Regions from separate parts of the Homo sapiens genome. Here region 1 is linked to region 2. A link is an interaction called in ENCODE POLR2A ChIA-PET data of the cell type or tissue named here. Cell type or tissue: B cell. All regions are shown on one strand. Each heading gives the region's core, and the rest is flanking DNA. Links, peaks and the distances in the headings are about the cores only.

What was found. Peaks named below come from ENCODE experiments on the same cell type or tissue, not always from the same donor. Only the 100,000 strongest peaks of a DNase experiment are listed, where the experiment ranks them.
Region 1: POLR2A ChIA-PET joins it to region 2 with 5 read pairs; 19 of 35 experiments call an interaction of 5 or more read pairs at or near these places.

The regions. Positions count from the first base shown.
Region 1 is chr20:35,943,780-35,951,704 of GRCh38, reverse strand. PHF20 (PHD finger protein 20) reads right to left here. Exons shown (of 18, transcript NM_016436.5): 18 at 1,335-4,220. The coding sequence ends at 4,078. Among named protein-coding and RNA genes, the nearest start is that of SCAND1, 6.8 kb to the left of the region's middle. In B cell, for the core only: CTCF peaks have their summits at 3,864 and 4,092 (motif pointing right); a DNase peak (open chromatin) is centred at 4,064.
Region 2 is chr20:36,129,512-36,137,436 of GRCh38, reverse strand. It overlaps a transcript of EPB41L1 not described here. Among named protein-coding and RNA genes, the nearest start is that of EPB41L1, 21 kb to the left of the region's middle. In B cell, for the core only: no CTCF peak of the experiment used is centred there; a DNase peak (open chromatin) is centred at 4,486.

The sequences.
Region 1 (7,925 bases), core at 3,089-5,588, 190 kb after region 2:
GGAGGCGAAGGTTGCAGTGAGCTGAGATCGCGCCATTGCACACCAGCCTAGGCAACACGGTGAGGCTCCATCTCAAAAAAAAAAAAAAACATTTATATATATTTATATATGTATATATACACACATGCATATATACACATACACATATATATATGCATATATACATATACACACACACACACATATATATATATATATATAAAAGTAAAAAATAAGAGTTTGCGGGACTGGACATTGTTCTGGCTGGGTAAGTGGTGAGTGAATGTGAAGATGTAGGACGTTACTGTACGCTACTCCAGAATTTATATAAACACTGAACACATAGACTAATTTTTTTTTGTTTGAGAGAGGATCTCACTTTGTTGCCCAGGCTGGAGTACAGTGGCACAATCTAGGTTCACTGCAACTTCTGGCTCCCAGGCCTAGGTGATCCTCCTGCCTCAGCCTCCCAAGTAGCTAGGAATACAGGTGCATGCCACCATGCCTGGCTAATTTTTGTAGAGATGGGGTTTCACCATGTTGCCCAGGCTGGTCACGAACTACTAAACTTATTTTTTTTAATTTTCTTTCTACAATAATAAATTAGCCTTAGTTCACCATAACTTTTTGTTTTTGTTTTTTGTTTTGTTGAGACAGTTTCACTCTGTTGCCCAGGCTAGAGTGCAGTGGTACGATCTCGACTCACTGCAACCTCCTCCTCCTGGGTTCAAGCAATTCTCCTGCCTCAGCCTCCCAAGTAGCTGGGACTACAGGCATGCGCCACCATGCTAATTTTTGTATTCTTAGTAGAGATGGGGTTTTGCCATGTTTGCCAGGCTGGTCTTGAACTCCTGACCCCAGGTGATCTGGCCGCCTTGGCCTCCCAAAGTGCTGGGGTTACAAGCGTGAGCGACGGCACCCAGCCTTTTATTTAGAGACAGGGTCTCCATCCTCAGCCTCCCTAAGTGCTAGGATTACAGATCTGAGGCACCTTGCCTGACCAACTTTTATACTTTGTAAGCTTTTAAATTTTAACTTTGACTTCTGTAATAACACTTTGTGTTTACACACATGGTACAACTATACAAATATATTTTCTTTATATCCTTATTCTATGAGTTTTTTTCTAGTTTAAATTTTTTATATATATTTTACTTTTTAGATTTTTGTTAAACACTAAGACAAATCCACGCATTAGCCTAGGCCTATGCAGTAGGACCATCAGGACATCACTAGGTGATGGGAATTTTTCAGCTCCATTATAATCTTATGGGACCACCCTGTATATGGGGTCCATGGTTGACAGAAACGTTATATGATGCATGACTGTAACTCAACAATACGTAACTGAAACATAGCAACAAGAACCTGTTTTATTTTTTCCAAATACAGATACAGAAGTCTGCGTGTTTTGCAAATATTGCTTCAAAGCAACATTTCTATATACAGCGCCTTCTGTTCTAATAGCGCGTAAACATAGATATGTATCCACAGTGCAATGTTGGCTCATCAAGGATCCACCTTGCATACACTTACCACTTAAAGAAACAAAATGATTAGTCAAACCGGAACTATTTTTGTCAAGGTAATTTTTTATAGGTGGATAGTTTTTCTAAAGACAAAACTTAGGTAGTGCACATATTTCTTTCTTTTCTTTTATTTTTATTTTTTTGAGATGGAGTCTTGCAGTTGTCGCCCGAGCTGGAGTGCAATAGCGCAATCTCGGCTCACTTCAACCTCCGCCTCCCAGGTTCCAGCACCTCTCCTGCTTCAGCCTCCCAAGTAGCTGAGATTACAGGCGTCCGCCACCACGCCCAGCTAATTTTTGTACTTTTAGTAGAGACGGGGTTTCACCCTGTTGGCCAGGCTGGTCTCGAACTCCTGACCTCAGGTGATCCACCTGCCTCGGCCTCCCAAAGTGCTGGGATTACAGACGTGAGCCACTGCACCCAGCTGATAGTGCACATATTTCTAAATGGTAACAGCAATGTTTGCAAATAACGGTTTCCAGTGCTCCAACATAGGGTTAATTCACCTTGACCCAGGAATTGGGAATGGAGCCCCTCAACATGGCTTTAAATTAGGGAAGCACAATGAGGTTATAAGAACTTGGGGAGTCTTCTCTGCTTCCCTAAGAACAAAAGTCACAATGAATGAAAGGAGATTACTTCCTTTACCAAAAATTTAAACAATAATCCCAATAATGGCCAGTTGGCAAAATTAGGGCAATTCAGTTTCTGCTTACATCGTTGAACAAGACATGAAATTGACTACCTTAAAAGTTACAGCTTCCACAGATGTGATTAAAACTCAAATGTATTTTCAGAAAAGAAAAATCAGTAATCTAATAATACAACAATCATCACGCCTCACAGGTGTGGCTACAGAAAGCCATCCTGTTTCTTCCCTTTTCAGACTGCATGACAGAACTCTTACAATGCAGCTGTCTGAACGTGCATGCCATGCACGCCTGTGCATTTCTTCCCACGCCAGAAACACCAACGTTAGCAGTGAGAAACAGCCTCTTGTAGAGGAATCGTCGTTTTGTTATAGATGTTATAGCCACGTGTATTCTCTCTGATGGACAGCTATAGCAGATCAGCTTATACTTGTCCTATAATTCATTATATATCAAATGGTGAGCAAATCACTAGACAGAACATTCCCTGAAATAGATTTTAGTACAGAGGCCTGAATTCATGTCCACAATGACCTGTGCTTAACTATTCCAAAGGTCGCTAAAGATACTGTTACTACTATTGAGATATTATTGGCTACTTCACGTTTACATAGTAAATGTTTGCAGCATATAACATTACAGACTCATAAACCCATAATTAACTTATAAGTGTTAATGGACAACTGTGCTTTGATTTTTGCCTTTAGTGATAAGAAAACAAAGTAGTGAAATGGGTCACTCCTCAAAGCATGGAACATTTTAACTTTGCCTAGTAAGGAAAAACAAAACAAAATATAGCAATTACATGTGGAACCGTAACCTGCAAAAGTAACACAAATATTGTCTCAAAAGGTACAAATAGGTTGTACCTGGACCTTAAGCAGCATGATCACCTTGCTCTCACAAAATAATACAAACAGGAAATGTAAAATGTTAAAGTATAGTAACAAAACAATTCTGAAAACGCTGACTACTAAACACCCTTCAGGAAGGAGAAAAGTCGCACATGTAGAATTTGAAGTTTGTTTACAACAATATAAAATAAGGTAATTCCCCAAACCACATTCTTTGTAACAAATCTTTACAGTGAAAGAGTTTGAAATTTTGGGAAACATTTTTGGACATTAAATAGAACGGGGAAGCTGTCAATATTAAGAAGTGGGTAGAAAATGCTGTCCTTTGGGTTCCAGACCCTGCCTGCTTCGGTTTGGAATTCCTCCTAGATTCTTATTACTGTGAGTGAGATTCTAGTTCTTCCATAGGCTGTATGGGCTCTGCTACAAAAGCCATAACCCAGCCAGCTCTGGGGTGAAGGCATACAAACTTGTCCCCAGTACCATGAAGTCATGCAAGAGATGTGGTGAGAAAAGTGAAGAGTCCTAAGGAGAAAGCAGGGCAGCCAAGACTCTGCTCTTTCCCAACCTCCACAGCATGGTGAGCTCACAATATTCCTATGAAGCTAGAAAAGGAAAATGATGCCTGCTGCCCAAACACCATGCCAGGAAGAAACCAGGGAGTTGGCATGTGCCCCAACGTGATAGAAAAGTCAATTAAATAAACTCCAAATTGAATTTACAACTGTCTCCAACTAAACTTTTTTGGCTCTCATTCCGTTTATCATCAGTGGCACAATTTCAAGTGAAGTTTGTGCAAAAAGACTCTCTTCATTCAACGATGTGCACAGAAGAGGGGAATCCCAAGAGTCTATTTGCTACCTTTATGGCAGGCTTCGAGATCAGAGTGTCCTCCCGCAGCCAAAATGGCCTCTTTGTCCAATGTCCACCACACTCCTGGCCCAGATCCCTGAAGTCAGTCGGTGTCACGTGCATTCAGCATGCTAGGTTTATTTATTTAAATATGCGAAGCTCCTCCTGCAGGTGCCCCAGGATTGTGCCCCCATGAGTTTTGGGTGCCCAGTTTCATGTTGAGCAGCAGAGGGCGATCTGCTGCACCTTGCCCAGGTCCATCAGCAGCTGCTTGATACAATGCTTGAGCTGCGGAAGCCTGGCCAGCGGCTCAGGGGGCTCCAGTTCCCCAGTGTAGTCCAGCCAGCTCTCCAACACTGTCGGCAGAAGAGAGAGATGAGACCTAGTGAACTCCCAACACTTGATTTGCAAGAACATCAGCAAGCATTTCAGCACCTTATTCCATCAGACATGGGGCAAGGGAGGAAGGGCCATTTCAGCCTCCATGGGGCAAGGGAGGAAGGGCCATTTCAGCCAGCACTGTGTCAACACCTGCTCTACAAAGTGGTACTCCCAGGACAAAACACAAATGCTTTAGAGCAGCACAGTCCAAAAGAACTTTCTGCGATGATCAATGGTCCAAGTCTGTGTCATCCAATACAGTAGCCACTAGCCTTATGCAGCTATTGAGCGCTGGAAACATGGCTAATGCAACTGAGGAACTGAATTTTAAATTTTATTCAGTTTTGGTTAAACAGCCACACATTGCCAGAGGCTACTGTTACCAGAGTCTAGAAGTCTTGGAAGGAAGCACCTTTCTGAGTGTTACCACTCACTCTTTAAAAAGCTTTCCCAGCCGGGCGCGGTGGCACATGCCTATAATCCCAGCACTTTGGGAGGTCGAGGCGGGCAGATCACAAGGTCAAGAGATCAAGACCATCCTGGCCAACATGGTGAAACCCCATCTCCACTAAAAATACAAAAATTAGCCAGGCATGGTGGTGCCCGTCTGTAGTCCCAGCTACTCAGGAAGCTGAGGCAGGAGAATTGCTTGAACCCGGGAGGCGGAGGTCGCAGTGAGCCGAGATCGTGCCACTGCACTCCAGCCTGGCGACAAAGCGAGACTCCATCTCAAAAAATAAAATAAATAAAATAATAAAATAAAATAAAATAAAATAAATAAAATAAAATAAAATAAAATAAAATAAAAAATAAAAAGCTTTCCCATGTTGAAAATCAGAGAGCCTGGTGTTTTAGCATCCTGTCAAGAAAAATGAAAATCTATAGGGTCTTGAAAAGGTCTATTTGTATATCATAAACTCTGATTTGCTTCATATTAATTCCTGATTGATACGCAATCATCAGTGGCACAGAATACTCTGTTATTATTTTCTCCCTTTATTTATTTACTTATTTATTTATTTTTTTGAGATGGAGTCTCACTGTGTCGCCCAGGCTGGAGTGCAGTGGCGCCATCTCAGCTCACTGTAATCTCTGCCTCCTAGGTTCAAGCGATTCTCCTGCCTCAGCCTCCAAAGTAGCTGGGATTACAGGCATGTGCCACCACGCCCGGCGAATTTTTGTATTTTGGTCTCAAACTCCTGACCTCAGGTGATCCACCCACCTCGGCCTCCCAAACTGCTAGGATTACAGGCATGAGCCACTGGGCCTGGCCTTTTTTTTTCTTTTGAGACAGAGTTTCGCTCTTGTTGCCTGGGCTGGAGTACAATGGCAATGATCTCGACTCACTGCAACCTCCGCCTCCCGGGTACAGGCGATTCTCCTGCCTCAGCCTCCTGAGGAGATGGTATTACAGGCACACACCACCACGCCTGGCTAATTTTTGTTATTTTTAGTAGAGATGGGGTTTCATCATGTTGGCCAGGCTGGCCTCGAACTCCTGACCTCAGGTGATCCACCTGCCTTGGCCACTTTGAAAGTGCTAGGATTACAGGCATGAACCACCATGCAGGACCCCTTTAAATATTTAATGTAAGATTTCAGGTATTAATTAACATTATCATCATTGGTTCAATATCTAGAAAGCTGTCTTGCTTGTGAGAACAAGTATTTCTCTACAGAAAGATGTTTGTTCTTCCCTAAGCTACCCCCTAAAGCTCTGGCATTTGGGGAGAGACCATCTGGGAACCCTGCACCTTTGACAAGAACCACCCCCTGCAGGTAGCCCCTGTGCTATCCCAGCCTGCCTGTAGCCTTTCTAGTCCATGCACCAACCTGTACTGAGCACCTTCTGGACCCTGGAGTGCAGCAAAAGAAAGGCCCACCCAGTACCTCTTCATCAAGCAGCCTGCAACCTACTGCGCAATCCTCTCCTGTCCTCAGATGCAGCCCTACCTTCCTCTCCACCTTTCTAAATCCTCTGTTTCTTGTGAGCTATTCTTTAGGGAAGCCTTCCCCAACCCTATACCCTGAATCTGGTCCTTGTGTTACAGGTGCTATGATATCACATGTTCTCCTTTGAGCATTTACTATGGTTTGTCATTACAGGTAATGGGATGATTTGTTTAATATATGTCTCTCCCACTAGATCAAGTTCCACGAGGGCAAAGGCTGAGTCTGCCTTGCTTGCCACTATATCCCTAACACTCACCTGTGTCTGAAATGTGGCAAGCCTGCAACAAACACAGCGAGAGAAGGAATGTGTGGTCCAGCAAAGCGCCCTACCCATTGCTCTGGGCCCTATGTAGTTTATCCTCCTCCATCATATTTCTTGTTGGTATTTGGGGGTTCCAAGAAGGAGGAACCCTCTCTCTTCCTAATTCCAGCAAGTACAAGGACTTGGAAATAAGAAAAATAAGACCACCTCCTCAGACTTAAGCTTGAAAACCATTAGTAAAAGATCAGTCATGTGAGAGGAACTAGTGGCCTGCTGAGCAAGAAAACTGGATAGTGACCAGTTTCAAAACACCAGTAAGTCTTTAAAAAAAACTAGAAGGAGACAGGGGACTGTTCAGCAAACAGGCAGAAGAATAAATGGAGAGGCCGGACGTGCACGCCTGTAATCCCAACACCTTGGGAGGTCAAGGGAGGTGGATCACCTGAGGTCAGAAATTCAAGACAAGCCTGGCCAACATGGTGAAACCCCATCTCTATTAAAAATACAAAATCAGCCAGGTGTGGTGGCAGGCATCTGCCTGCTACTTGGGAGGCTGAGGAAGGAAGAGTCGCTTAAACCTGGGAGGCAGAGGCTTCAGTAAGCCGAGATCATGCCACTGTACTCCAGCCTGGGCGAGAAAGAGCAAGACTCCGTCTTAAAAAAATAAAATAAAATAAAAATAAATAAATGGACAAAAGGCAGTCAGGACTGGATGGGTCACTCCAACAGCAAAGAGAGTCAGTCAATCTTTTGCAAGATGATCCTACAGTTGCTGAGAGGCCCCTCTTAAGGTCACCCTAACTACCTTGGATCTAGTTCCAGGCTCACCAAAGACATCCCGATACTACGGTGGCCCAGGAGGCATGCACAGTGTGAAAGCGCACCAACGCTCAGACTGGAAGAGTCTAAGCCACTCAGTAGTGCCTGAGCTTGGTTAACAGGAGTGTGTGGAGTTCCTGAGATGGAAGCTGTCTGTCTAGGTCTGTTAGGCTGAAGAACAAAGCCAGGACTGTGGGAAGTCAACAGCATCTCCTCTGGACCCCAGCATCCAGCAGGCCACCCTCTCCATACCATGTGCTGCACCATCCCAAGTGTCTCTTTTAAAGATGCAGAACAGCTTCCAACTAGCATAGTGGTTGCTAGCAAGACAGAAGGTTACAGAGGAAAAAATTCTGTTCAAATACACTAAGATCATGTGTATAGAGACCACTGCTCACCAAGGCAACATTTTTTATTTAAGAAAATAATCTCTCTAATGCCAAAAGACTTTTTTACTTTTCATGGTCATTAAATATCCTTTGTCTTTTAGTTTTAAAGTACTGTTCAGGCTGGGTGCAGTGGCTCACACCTGTAATCCCAGCACTTTGGGAGCCCGAGGCAGGCAGATCATGAGGTCAGGAGATCGAGACCAGCCTGGCCAACATAGTGAAACCCCGTCTCTATTAAAAATACAAAAATTAGCCAG
Region 2 (7,925 bases), core at 3,323-5,822:
CCAGCCTGGGCAACATAGTGAGACCCAATCTGTATCCAAAAAAAATTTTTTTTAATTAGCTGCCCCAGCGCAGTGGCTCATGCCTATAGTCCCAGCACTTTGGGAGGCTGAGGCATACGGATTACTTGAGGTCAGGAGTTTGAGACCAGCCTGGGCAACATGATGAAACCCTGTCTCTACAAAAAATAAAAAATTAGCCAGGTGTGATAGTGCATATGCCTGTAGTCCCAGCTACTTGGGAGGCTGAGGGGCGAATATCCCTTGAGCCCAGGAGGCAGAGGTTGCAGTGAACCGAGATTGAGCCACTGCACTCTAGCCTGGGCAACAGAGTGAAACCCTGTCTCAAAAAAAAAAAAAAAAGGAAAGGAAAGAAAAGGAAAAAAAGAAAAACTTAGCCAGGCATGGTGGCATGCATGTGTAGTCCCAGCTACTTGGGAGGATGAGATGGGAGGACCATTTGAGCCTGGGAGGTTGGGGCTGCAGTGATCGTGCCACTGCACTTCAGTCTAGGCAACAGAACAATACTCTGCCGTGGAAAAGTAAATTTTAAAAAATTAAAAAATTCAGGCTCACACCTGTAATCCCGTTACTTTGGGAGGCCAGGGCAGGAGGATTACTTGAAGCCAAGAGTTCAAGACCAGCCTGGGCAACAAAAGAAGAACCCCATTTTTACAAAAAAAAAAATTAGTCAGGTACCACGGTATGCACCTGTAGCCCCAGCTACTCAGGAGGCTGAGGCAGGTGGACTGCTGAAGTTCAGGAGTTCAAGGATGGAGTGAGCTATGATTGCACCTGTGTACTCAGGCCTAGGCAACAGAGCGAGACACCATCTCTAAAAAAAAAAAAAGAAAGAAAAAAGATTTAAAAGTTCTGAAGATGGTGGTAGTGATGGTGTTACACAATATGAACCTACCCAACACTACTGAAGTGTACACTTACTTAAAAATGGTTAAGATGGACCAGGCATGGTGACTCACACCTATAATCTCAGCACTGTGGGAGGCTGAGGCAGTTGGATCACTTGAGGCCAGGAGTTCCAGATCAGCCTGGGCAACACGGTGAAACCCTGTTTCTCCAAAAAAAAAAAAAAAAAAAAAACTTAGCCGGGCACAGTTGCATGTGCCTGTAGTCCCAGCTACTCAGGAGGCTGAGGCGGGAGGATCGCTTGAGCTTGGGAGGCAGAGGTTGCAGTGAGCCAAGGGCATGCCACTGCACTCCAGCCTGGGCAACAGAGAGAGACCCTCCCTCAAAAAACAAGTGGTCAGGGTGGTAAATTTTAGGTTCTGTATATTTTACCACAATTTTGAAAATTTTTTTGTAAGTTCTAGCAAGAAAACCAAACAAGAAAGTAAAAGGCCATGAGATGATGCCAAAGAAATAGGGGGAACTGAAAAAGTGAGACCACAGTAATAGGAAGGTTAATGATCCAAAGACGAAACACTCACCTCATATGCACGCCCTTCCTAAGCTGTCAAGTATAAAGGGAGGAAATTTTCTGGAGGGATTTATATTTCCAGGGTGTTCAGGACCCTACCTGCTACCCTCAATTCTGCCCCTACCGAGGGGTTGTCCTGATAATCACTGAACAGGCCTGTGGGAGAACCTACCTCACCCCTTCCCCTTTCCAGAATCCTCAAGGAAACAGTAAAGGATCGAAGTCTAGATGTGAAGGAAGTCTATCTTTACAACAACAGGCAGAGACAGCAACTTTCAGGCAGAAGAGCAGCTTGTGCAAAGGCCTAAGCTAAGAGCTATGCGTGGGAGACCTCCAGGGTGGCCAGAGCCTCAGATATGTAGAGGGAAGCAGGAAGGAGGCAGGGGCAAGAGGTGAAAGCCCACAGGCTAGACACTTGCACTTCCCATCATCTCAGTGACCTTTAAATCAATCCCAACTGGCAGGTATTAATATACCCATTTTATGGAGAGAGAAACGGAAATCCAGACAGATAAAGTAACTTGCCCAAGGAAACACAGATGGTGAGCAGAGGGGGGATTCCAAACCCGCTGACTCCTGACCTCATGCTTATTGCTTCGGCCCATGTGGTATCAGTCCCTAAGGCCAAGACCGTGGGCTCTGGAGGCAGAATCCCAAATCCCCCTCTATCCCTCACTGATTGTGTGATCTGAAGGAAAGTACTTAACCTTTTGAGTCTCAGTTTCTTCAACTGTACAATGGGAATGACCATATACATACCTCATATGGTTTTAAGAGAAGTAAACGTAATATTTCAAGGAAAGTGGGTTGCAGGCCGTGATAATAGACAATACAAAGTAGGCTGGGTGCAGTGGCTCACGCCTGTAATCCCAGCACTTTGGGAGGCCGAGGTGGTCGGGTCACTTGAGGCCAGGAGTTTGAGACCATCCTGACCAACATGCAAAACCCTGTCTCTACTAAAAATACAAAAGTTAGCCAGATGTGGTCGCATGCACCTGTAATCCCAGCTACTCGGGAGGCTGAGGCAGGATAATCACTTGAACCCAGGAGGTGGAGGTTGCATGCAGTGGGCCGTGATCAAGCCACTGCACTCTAGCCTGGGCAACAGAGTGGGACCCTGGTTCAAAAAAAAAAAAAAAAAAAAAAAAAGACAGAGAAAACACAAAATAGTGTTCTTATTTATTATGCTTAGGCACCCTCACAGACTCCCACAGACAGACGTGCAGCCATTGCTTCTGCCTACCTGAGACCAATGCAGCCTTTGGAGCAAGGTAGATGACAGACCTGGACCCCTGAGGAGCTAATAGCCCAGGCTGGGCAGTAACCTTGCAGGAACAGCCTGGAAACTACCTCCTCCACTCTTTATTCTCAACTCCATGGCCTGGGTAAGTTGTTCTGCAAATGTTCAGTGGGACACAGTCCAAGCAATCTCTATTCTCGTGGGAATAAATGTAATAGAAAAAACTAGGGCTGCCAACTCACCCACCCTTTGGTCTCCACCATGAGCTGGTCTCCTGCCCCACAGTACCTTCTGGGACCAGATGGCCTAGAATGTCAAACCATCAATACCAGGAAGGCCTTTGGATACCATCGAATCCCACCCCTCGTGTACATGGGAACACTGAGGCCTAGGGATTAGTGGGGATCTGCTTAAGTTCACAGCGTGAGCCAGTGGCAAAGCTAGAACACAACCTCGGGCTACCAACTCTCTGGTCTACTGGAGTTTCCAATTTATTTCACCATCGCTATTTCTTGTTGTGTCAAGCTTAAGTTTACATATTTGAAGTTCAAGAGTATAATCACCCCTGGAAGCCTAATTCTGGGAGGTGGCAAGAACTTTGGAGACAGACAGACCTGGGTTCAAATCCCAGCCCCGCCACTTCCTAGCTGAGTGGCCCTTCATTTATTTATACAGTAGAAAAAGACAATGGAGGCAGAGGCTAAGAGCATAGGCTACAGTCCTACCTCTGCCATTTCATGACAGGTGAGTCACTTTATCAACTGCTGGTTCAGCTTCCTCTTCCGTAAAACCTACCTCACCTAGTCATCCAAGTATAGAATGAGAAAAATATAAATGAAGAATCAGGTACAAGGTTTGCTATCAAGTAATGATGGATATTATTGTTACTTTTTTTTTTTTTTTTTTGACAGGGTCTCACTCTGTTGCCCAGGCTGGAATGCAGTGGCGTGATCTCGGCTCACTGCAAGCCTCAACCTCCTAGGCTCAAGCGATCCTCCCGCCTCAGCCTCCTGAGTAGTTGGGACCACAGAGGCGCATGCCACCACGCCCAGGTAATTTTTGTATTTTTTGTAGAGACAGGGTTTGCATATTGCCCAGGCTGGTCTCAAACTCGTGAGCTCAAGCTATACGCCTGCATCGGCCTCCCAAAGTGCTGGGATTATAGGCATGAGCCACTGTGCCCAGCTACTATTAATATTATCTTTAATGCTATGATTGGGGTATGTTTTCAGCAGGTAGCAAGAAGGTACCTCTGTCTCAAAGCTCTAGTCTTCCCATTTCTCCTCATGGAATCATGGAGTGTTAAGCTGGCCAGGGCCCTGTATCACAGACAACAGATCTGAGATCCAGAGGGAAATGGCATGCTCAAGGTCAGGGAGCAAGTTAATGAGAGGGGTGAACTAGAACCCAGATCTCTTGAATCTACTGACTTAATTCCCTAAACACAAGCTCTTACTTTGTGCATGGGCTTGGTGGGAAGAAATGGTGGTCTTTTCAGACCCCAAATACCAAAGGGTAGTTGGATCTCAGCCAGAATGGAACTCATCTTGCCCTCATGGCAGTCCCAGGCCAGAAACAAGGCGGGGCTCAACGCTGGTGGACCAGGCCAACTGGGCTAACAGCCAGAGTGGAGCCAAAGGCACAGCTCGGGCCCTCTCACCAGCTACATAATAAAGTAATTATGGGATTAGGGATAAAATTAGTCACTTGTGTAATTATTTTTCTTAGAACAAGAGCAGAAAGGACCTTTTTCAAGAGTTGTTCCTTGGCCCTCCCAAGAGTATTCATGCAGAGACACAGATGAGTGCACACACCCACAAGCACGTGTACACACACAGCAGTGATGGTGGTGTGTGGAGCGGGTGCTGCTTGGCTTTCTGTGGCAGTGCCTCACAGTGGGTCCCACACCTACCAGGACTACCTCTGAAGGCCAGGGGTGACATTTCCCAATGTCTGCCTCACTGAACACATTTATCACACTATCACAGGTGCACTGCCTTCCTTCCGGGCCCCCCATCATACAGAATCTCTCATACCCCTCCCCGGCCACAGCATATCAGGCCTGGACCCCCAAGCCCTCCCTCCATCTTGGAGGCTAGTGGTACAATTCCAGCAGGACCTGGGGGTCCAGTAATCCAGAGAGATCTTTGCTACTGGCTGCTGTGGCAGGCATAATAATGCGCCCCCCCCCCCCGCCCACAAAGATGTCCATGTCTTCATCCCCAGAATCAGGTGAATATGTTACCTCACGTGGCAAAAGGGACCTTGCACAGGTGATTAGGTAAAGAGTTTTGAGATGGAGAATGGTCCTAGATTATCTGAATGGGCTCAATGTAACCACAGGGGTTCTTGTAAGTCAAAAGGGGATTTGGGGGAATCGGAGGAGATATGATGACGGAGGCAGAGGTGGGAGGGACCCAGCTACTAGAAGGGGCCATGAACCAAGGCATGTGGGTGGCCTGGAGAGCTGGAAAAGGCCAGGTGAGGATCCTCCCCTAGCAGCTCTGCCAACACCCTGACTTCGGCCCCATAAGGTCCATTTTCAGATTTTGACCTCTAGAAGTCTAGGGTCATCCATTTGTGTTGTTTTAAGTATATGGTCATTTGTTAGGGCAGCATTAGGAAACTGACACAGTCACCTAGGGAGGGGTCCTCAGAACTCACCTTTCCCTCCAGACTGAAACGCCCTCCTCAAGGGCTAGCCAGGGAGATTCCTTGGGGCCAGATGTCCCCTGGATATACCTCTGGGGAACAGGCCTGAGCTGGGGCCCCAAGCTCTAACCTAGAGAGATAACTTTGTGGGGGAAAGCACCCCAGAAAGAAGGTGACGGCTCTGGGAGGAAAGGGAGAGACCCCACCTTATAGATCCATCCAGGCCCTCCACCCCTCCCACATATTCTTGAACAGAGGGCCACCTACGCCATAAACCACACCATCCACAGCAGTAGCCTGGCATCAGGGAAAGAGAGCACTGGAGGCAGGAAGCCTGATTCTGGCCTCAGCTCTGCCCCTGCATCACTAGGTGGTGAGAGATCAGCCCCTTCCTCTCTCTAGGCCTGACCATTGTCATCCTGGCTTACCGTAGTATTTCAAGTGTCTTCCATGCTTTCATGCACAGAAAGCCTCACAGGGACCCTGTGAGGTAGCTCCCTGTCATGATGTTCACTTTACAGCTGAGGAAGTGGACACAAGGTGGTTAAGAGGGGAGGCTGGTTTGAACCCAGGCAGCCTGACACCACAGCCCTATTCTGCCTCCCGCCTTAGGATGAATGAATGCATGGACAGAGGACAGTTGGGAGCAGTCCCTACACACAAGGAACAGGCTCTTCAGACCTAAGAGAAATAAAAAACAGGCTGGGTGTGGTGGCTCACACCTGTAATCTCAGCACTTTGGGAGGCCAAGGTGGGTGGATCACCTGACGTCAGGAATTTGAGACTAGCCTGGCCAACATGGTGAAACCCCATCTTTACTAAAAATACAAAAATTAGCCAGGCGCGGTGGCTCATGCCTGAAATCCCAGCACTTTGGGAGGCCGAGGCGGGCGGATCACCAGAGGCCAGGAGTTCAAGACCAGCCTGACCAACATAGAGAAACCCCATCTCTACTAAAAATACAAAATTAGCTGGGCGTGGTGGCACATGCCTGTAACCCCAGCTACTCGGGAGGCTGAGGCAGGAGAATCACTTGAACCCAGGAGGCAGAGGCTGCAGTGAGCCAAGATTGAGCCATTGCACTCCAGCCTGGGCAACAAGAGCAAAATTCTGTCTCAAAAAAAAAAAAAAAAATTAGCCGGGTGTGGTGGCGGGCTCCTGTAATCCCAGCTACTCAGGAGGCTGAGACAGGAGAATCCCTTGAACCCAGAGGCAGAGGTTACAGTGAGCCGAGATCATGCCACTGTACTCCAGCCTGGGCAACAAGAGCAAAACTCTGTCTCGGGGAAAAAAAGAGAGAGAGAGAGAGAGAGAGAGAGAGAAATTTTTAAAAATCAAATAGAGAGAGAGAGAAAAATAAAAAACAGTTCCTGCCATTCACCCTGGATGCTGGGGGTTAAAGGTTGGCATAGCAGTTTGGCAAGTTTACTGAGAGCCTCTAAGGCAGCCACAGCCTTTTACCCAGCATTCTCTTCCTGGGTCTTCACCCCAAGAGACATCATCATCTGAAATACAGGAAGAACATTTTATGCAATGTTCATTGCACTGTTATTCATAATAGCAAAAACTAGAAACAGCCGGAATATCCATGAGCAGGAAAAGGGATGAGTTGATCGTGTATTTAATAGAATCCTCAGTAACGACACGGAAGGCAGCTTCCGATACAACATTAAGAGAAAAATGCAGGACAGTACTGATGATGCGGTAGAAATTATGACTGTGCAAGAAAGAGCAAAGGAAAACTGGTGAAAGGAAACACTCCAAGCTCCCAATCATATTCAGGAGTAATTTTTTTCTGCTTCCTGTTTTCCCAAATCTTGGTACTATGTTATTATGGTTTTAATTAAAAAAAACAAAAAAAAAAACACTGCTGGGCAAGGTGGCTCATGCCTGTAATCCCAGCATTTTCGAAGGCCAAGGCGAGCAGATCACTTGAGGTCAGGAGTTCGAAATCAGCCTGGCCAATATGGAGAAATACCGTCTCTACTAAAAATAGAAAAATTAATTGGGCATGGTGGCGGGTGCCTGTAATCCCAGCTACTTGGGAGGCTGAGGCATGAGAATCACTTGAACCTGGGGGGCGGAGGTTGCAGTAAGCTGAGATCACGCCACTGCACTCCAGGCTGAGTGACAGAGCAAGACTCCGTCTCAAAAAAAAAAAACAAAAAAAAAAAACAAACCTGCCGGGTGCAGTGGCACACTCTGTAATCCCGGCTACTCTGGAGGCTGAAGTAGGAGGATCCCTTGAGTCAAAGAGTTTGAGGCTGTGATTGCACCTGTGAGTTGCCACTGCACTCCAGCCTGGCCAACATAATGAGCTCTCATTTGTAATTTTTAAAATAAATGAATAAATTGAATTTTTAAAATTAAAAAACGGTATTATTTTAAAAACGACAATAACTGCAATGCAGCCCTGAGGAACCCACACACTGAACAGTTAAGGAGAGGAGCAGCAACAGGCAAATGAGGGCAGGCCAGAGTGAGAAAGCCAGAAAGTGGGGTGTGCTGTCCCAGAGACCAAGGAGAGGGAGTGCTTCGGGAGCAGTGAGCCTGGGGTCAGGGTGGCCTGGGACCCGCTAGTGACCCAATGCTTGCCCT